Linked DNA regions of Homo sapiens: region 1 is linked to region 2. A link is a contact called in ENCODE Hi-C or POLR2A ChIA-PET data. All regions are on one chromosome and are shown on one strand. The core of a region is the stretch at or near the end of the contact, and the rest is flanking DNA. Distances in the headings are between cores, read along the strand shown.

Region 1 (2,985 bases), core at 194-2,693, 510 kb before region 2:
GTGAGGAAAGGCAGCCACAGTCAGGTCTGGGAAATCTGGGAACCCGAGAGAGATTTACACCACACACCTCATCAACCTCATTACATTCCTGTAAGGACTAGACTTCATTCCTGCTCAGGTGTTCAATTCCACAGCCTGCACCCTGGCCCAGTCTGACTTGACAGTGCCTGCTGCCAGGACCAAGTAGGGGAAAGGTGACTTGCTTCTGAAAACCACCAATCCCCACACAAAACAAAGCTGATGATGGTGATGACTGCCATTTATTGAGGGGCTGTTACTACACGAGTTCTCATTTCCATCCCAATCTGATAGGGAGGAAAACGGAGGTACAGAAAGCTGACTAATCCAAGGTCACACAGCAACAAGCTAGGCTGTCATGCAAACCAGGGTCCTCTCAGTTCAGCTTTTCCCAGGTTGCAGCCGACAGGCTCTCAGCACCAGCATCCTCTAGAGAGCTGGTTTAAAAACCTAGGGGCATGTGATTCCTGCCCCAAGACCTGCCAAATGAGAGTGTCTAGGGATGGAGCTTTATAAAGACAAGAAACCCAAATTTTATATATGAGAAAACTGAGGCACAGAAAGGTGGCGTGACCTGCCAAGGTCATGCCGTAAGCATCCTCAGGAGTCCTGCTGGGACTCCAGAGCCAGCAAGGACAAACTTCCTGGGGGAGGTGGCATTTGACAGTGTGGGCCTCTAGGGGAAGAGAGGGCACTATAGGGGAAGAGGACAGCATTAATAAAGGCTGAAGCGGGAAAGGACAGGCAACAACTTCTCAAAGTGGCTAGGGGAAGGAAGAAATACATACAGAACCACGATGACAGCCTTCCCGCAAGAGCCCATCTGAGCTTCTGGGAAGAAAGCCTGTGTGGCATTTACAATCTGCAGGTCTCCAGCAGTGGCCCTCTGGGTGTGTCTGGTTGCTGCTCAGGATGAGAAAGCCACGGGAGGTGGTGACTCAGTCCCCACCCAGCCTCCAGATAGCCTCCTTTTAAATTCAAGATGAGCTCAGAGACTGGGGAAATGTCAAGAAAACCCTCCTCCCAGAACAGATGGGAACAGACCCAGGGAAGGCGGCCTGAGGGGTAGGCTATCAGGCAGAAGCCATAAACCTGGAGAAACGCTGCGGGCTGTGGAGAAGAGGCCTGGGCTACAAGTTTGCCTGTCACTGCTGTGGCTGTGGGCCCCTGAGCAGGTCCTTGTCTCTCTCTGGGCCCCCTATTTTTCATTCACCTGTGAAACAGGGAGAACTCCACTGGCTTCCGACTTCCAGGCCTGTTGGTGGAGAACAATGGTCGGGAAAGAGCCTGGCTGATTACACAATGCCTCACACAGCCTGGGAGAGATGAGAAGATCACTCCTATTACTATTAGAATAGCCACAGGTGCTTTCCTAGTTATCTAAACCCCAACCACAGGGCATGCGGGGGTGGGGGGGATGGGGGGGGAACTGGGCTGTCTAGTTCCTACAAAGAGAAAAGTCACCCAGATGTTTTTGGGAAGGGAAAGTTCACATTTATTAAGTGCCTACTGTGCACCAGATTTAAAAAAAAATACATAATCTCATTTAATCCTCATCATAATCCTGTAGTACAGATCTTGAGTCCAGATAAGAAAACTGAAGCTCAAAGAAATAATTTGCCCAAGATTACAAACGCAGTGAATGATGGAGACTGATTAAAACCAGGCGTTTGTGGTTCTGAAACCCAGAGTTTCTACTCTCTGGAACAGTTTCTTCTTTTTTTTTTTTTGAGACAGAGTTTTGCTTTTGTCACCCATGCTGGAGTGCAATGGTGCAATCTCAGCTCACTGCAACCTCCGCTTCCCAGGTTCAAATGATTCTCCTGCGTCAGCCTCCCAAGTAGCTGGGATTACAGGCGTGTGCCACCACACCCAGCTAATTTTTGTATTTTCAGTAGAGACGGGGTTTCACCATGTTGGCCAGGCTGATGTCGAACCCCTGACCTCCAGTGATCTGCCCGCCTCGGCCTCCCAAAGTGTTGGGATTACAGGCGTGAGCCAGCGCGCCCGGTCGACAGGGTCTCATTTTGTTACCCAGGCTGGAGTGCAGTGGCATGATCTCAGCTCACTGCAGTCTCGACCTCCTGACCTTCTGGATTCAAGCTGTCCTCCTGCCTCAGCCTCCTCCAAGTAGCTGGGAATACAAGCGCATGCCACCACACCCAGCTAATTTTTGTATTTTTTGGAGCAACAGGGTTTTGTCTTGTTGCCCAAGCTGGTCTTGAACTCCTGAGCTCAAGCGACCTGCCTGCCTTGGCCTCCCAAAGTGCTAGGATTACAGGAGTGAGCCGCTGCTCACACAATTCTTGAGGGATTCCATGATTTCAGAATCAGTCTTAGGATAAGGAATGTTATTCCCATTTTATGGATTAGGAAGCTGAAGCCCAAAGGAAAGTGACATCCCTAAAAGTGGGTGAGATGTGGGAACTGGGATCCTGCACCCCTCACTTCCAGGCCAGGCACCAAGCCCTTCTTCTTTTCCACTGCAAGTAGCTGAAGTAAAGCACCAAGCACAGCGTACACAGTAAAAAGGTCAAAGGATGTTAGAGATTGTCATTATACACCAGGGGCAGGTGATAACAGCATGACAGTGACTTCTTCAAAGGCAGTGCCATGGAACAGGACCCAGAAGTCCTGGCTCAAACCTCTGTGGGTCCCTGGCCCTTCTGGGCCTCATCTCTTCATCTGTAAGACAAGGCGCTTGAACAGCTGATCTCATTCCCTGCACCAAAGTTCTAGGACATCCTAAGCTCCTTGACAGCAAACCCCAGCTCTCTGCAGAACCTCTCTCGGCTGAGGTCTTTGTTCCCCTACTCTACAGGGGAAGCAGGAAAAGCAGCCAAGGCTCACAACTACAAAGTGACTTTATTCCAAGTGCCACTGTCCAAGCAGGGCCCACCCTTAAACAACAATGGGATGGAACATGGAAAATCCAACTGTCCCCCTGCACAGACATCCCGATGGGCA
Region 2 (2,700 bases), core at 89-2,588:
GCGGAGGGAGGAGAATCGCTTGAACCCGGTAGGCGGAGGACTCAGTCTCAAAACAAAAACAAAAACAAAAACAAAACTATTTGTGAGTCAGCTACCAAACAGAAAACCACCTGGCCGAGGGCTGTCAGGGCCACGTGCTTTTACCTACATCATCTCACTGAATTCTCAATTACCTCTGAGAGGTAAGTTCTATTACATCCACATTTTACTGATAAGAAAACAGTAGCTCAGAGATAGCAAGCAGTTTACCTAATAAAAACAAGAGCAAACTTCTTAAAAGCCCTTTCTCTCCAACGGCTTAATTTATTTAATCCTCCTAACAACTCTGAGCTGGGTATCGTCAAAGGGGATTCCACCAAGGTAGCCTCACTCCAACACTCTAACCCAAGGCTGCTCAACAGAAATATAATGTAAACTGCACATGCAATTTAAATGTTTTTAGAAGCTGCATTTAAAAAGTAAAAACACAGGTGAAATTAATAACATTTTTATTTGACCCAATATATGCAAAACATTATATTCCAACATGTAATCAGTATTAAAAAGTATTGAGATAATTTTTACATCAGTTTTTTCGTACTAAGTCCCGTATTTTACAATATAGCACATCTCAATTCGCTATATTTCGAGGGTTATCAACTAGCTACGTTGCAAGAGCTGAGTCAACTCAGGAGGCCAGCGGCCACCATAAGGGGCAATGCATTTAGAGTTCACTTATTAAATGCTGACGTTAACAGAACCCACAGAGCCGCATTTCCCTTGGTTTCGGAGGACACGCGAAAAATAACAACAGCAAAGGGTTCTCGAGCATCTCCTTCGCGCCAGACGGTGTGTTGTACTTTGTCATCGTCGCAGTAAGGCCGGTGCTATCGCCCTCCTAGTTTGACCAAGCGAGAGGACTTTCTCCAGATGGGCCCCTCCCGAGAGAATGGTCGCCGTCCCGCTCTCCTGTTCGGGTCACCACCGGCCGGGCGCCACTCGAACGAGCCCCGGCCAGCCGTCACCCTAATCATTCCCGAAGGAGGGGCCATCAGAGCTACAGCTCATCAGGGTCAATCAGAAGGGGCGCCCGCACGCAAAGGTCACCTGCAAACCGAAGCGGCGCACGGATAAGGTCCGGGACTTGAAGTCTATCTCCAAACATTCAGGCTCCTCCTCCGACTCCTCCTCGAACTGGCGCTCAGAGGCGCCACCATTCGGAAGGAGCCCAGGCCACGCGCAGCTCGCCCTCCCGCACCGCGAGGGCAGCAGCCGCCTCATGCGACTCGAGAACGCTAGAGGGCGCCGCTTCCGGGAGCCCGCAAGCGGCTTCCGGGTGCTCGCGCGCCGACCTGGACGCAGAGAAGCCAGAGACTTTCGCTTCCGGCTGCCGCAGGCGCTTCGCTGGTGCAGGTAAGCTCCGCACACTCTCGGCCGGTCCCGAGTCCGACTCCCTCAAGGGTGACGCGAGCTCTGCCCTTTAACCGGAAACGTCTCCCTGCTCACCCCACCCCCGCGCAGACGCAGTGCTGAGCACACAGCTACCGGACAAAGAGTGACGCCCGGAGCTGGAGTTATGGCGGCTACGGAGCCGATCTTGGCGGCCACTGGGAGTCCCGCGGCGGTGCCACCGGAGAAACTGGAAGGAGCCGGTTCGAGCTCAGCCCCTGAGCGTAACTGTGTGGGCTCCTCGCTGCCAGAGGCCTCACCGCCTGCCCCTGAGCCTTCCAGTCCCAACGCCGCGGTCCCTGAAGCCATCCCTACGCCCCGAGCTGCGGCCTCCGCGGCCCTGGAGCTGCCTCTCGGGCCCGCACCCGTGAGCGTAGCGCCTCAGGCCGAAGCTGAAGCGCGCTCCACACCAGGCCCCGCCGGCTCTAGACTCGGTCCCGAGACGTTCCGCCAGCGTTTCCGGCAGTTCCGCTACCAGGATGCGGCGGGTCCCCGGGAGGCTTTCCGGCAGCTGCGGGAGCTGTCCCGCCAGTGGCTGCGGCCTGACATCCGCACCAAGGAGCAGATCGTGGAGATGCTGGTGCAAGAGCAGCTGCTCGCCATCCTGCCCGAGGCGGCTCGGGCCCGGCGGATCCGCCGCCGCACGGATGTGCGCATCACTGGCTGAGCGGTGGAGCTGCGGGCGGCCAGGGCCGGGCGCTCTGTGCGGACTGGGGCCATGATCGGGCCCGGGGGCCTGAGCCTGGGACCCCACCCCGTGTTAATGAAAAATGAGTTTTGGCAGCGCCTGTGGTCTGGTGTGTCTCTTTCATTCGTTCTTATTGGGTTTATTTTACCAAGCCTGTTTCCTACCGCCTTTCTGGCTGGTGGCGAAACGAAGTTGGGAGTCCGTAACAATAAGGCCTTCGTTGGCTATAGTGGGATCTTTAGATGTTGACTGAACCTAGGTTATCCCTCTACCACACATGGGAAGTTTTTCACCTGGGCTCCCAAGGACCCACTTGGGTTTCTTACACGCAAAATAGCTGGCTCTATTAAATGCTCACTTAACTGGCTACCTCTATACCAATATGGGCACCAACTTGCACCTGCCCTTTGGGTACAGGCTTCCCAAAATGTCCAAGTTACTGGGCCATTTTAATGTGAAGTGTTTACTGCACACCTTCACAGAGATAGGCTAGTTCTTGTGAGCTCTGGCTTATGCCGCCAGGCTTGCTCAACTTCCTTGCCAAATTTTAGGCCTGTGGTAGGAATAAAGCAGAACTAGTTGAA

Evidence for each region. Hi-C counts contacts between places; a loop is a spot of excess contacts on that map. ChIA-PET counts read pairs that join two places held with the same protein, here RNA polymerase II (POLR2A). Pooled maps may share reads with other maps.
Region 1: a loop to region 2 is called in a map of naive thymus-derived CD4-positive, alpha-beta T cell, with 4 times the contacts of the local background. The contact joins the enhancer-like site here to the promoter of SCAND1 in region 2. A Hi-C loop is called at or near these places in 3 of 168 maps with a recorded cell type or tissue (B cell and naive thymus-derived CD4-positive, alpha-beta T cell), 10 of 37 single-sample maps with no recorded cell type and 14 of 50 pooled maps. POLR2A ChIA-PET finds 5 or more read pairs at or near these places in 9 of 52 experiments (AG04449, CD4-positive, alpha-beta T cell, CD4-positive, alpha-beta memory T cell and 6 more).

The regions. Positions count from the first base shown.
Region 1 is chr20:36,463,614-36,466,598 of GRCh38, reverse strand. All of the region lies in intron 7 of DLGAP4 (DLG associated protein 4), which reads right to left. Among named protein-coding and RNA genes, the nearest start is that of MYL9, 76 kb to the left of the region's middle. RefSeq lists a silencer at 799-1,093 and enhancers at 984-1,163, 739-1,664, 1,665-2,591. Within about 2 kb of position 1,443, at least 25 of the 41 ENCODE cell types and tissues checked have a DNase peak (open chromatin) inside an H3K27ac peak, as active enhancers do; they include CD4-positive, alpha-beta T cell, where a contact is called at or near this core.
Region 2 is chr20:35,953,140-35,955,839 of GRCh38, reverse strand. It overlaps SCAND1 (SCAN domain containing 1), which reads left to right and starts at 1,338. Exons shown (of 2, transcript NM_033630.3): 1 at 1,338-1,392; 2 at 1,501-2,216. The coding sequence starts at 1,556. The coding sequence ends at 2,095. It also overlaps a transcript of CNBD2 not described here. RefSeq lists enhancers at 771-980, 1,081-1,280, 1,361-1,620, 1,741-1,820.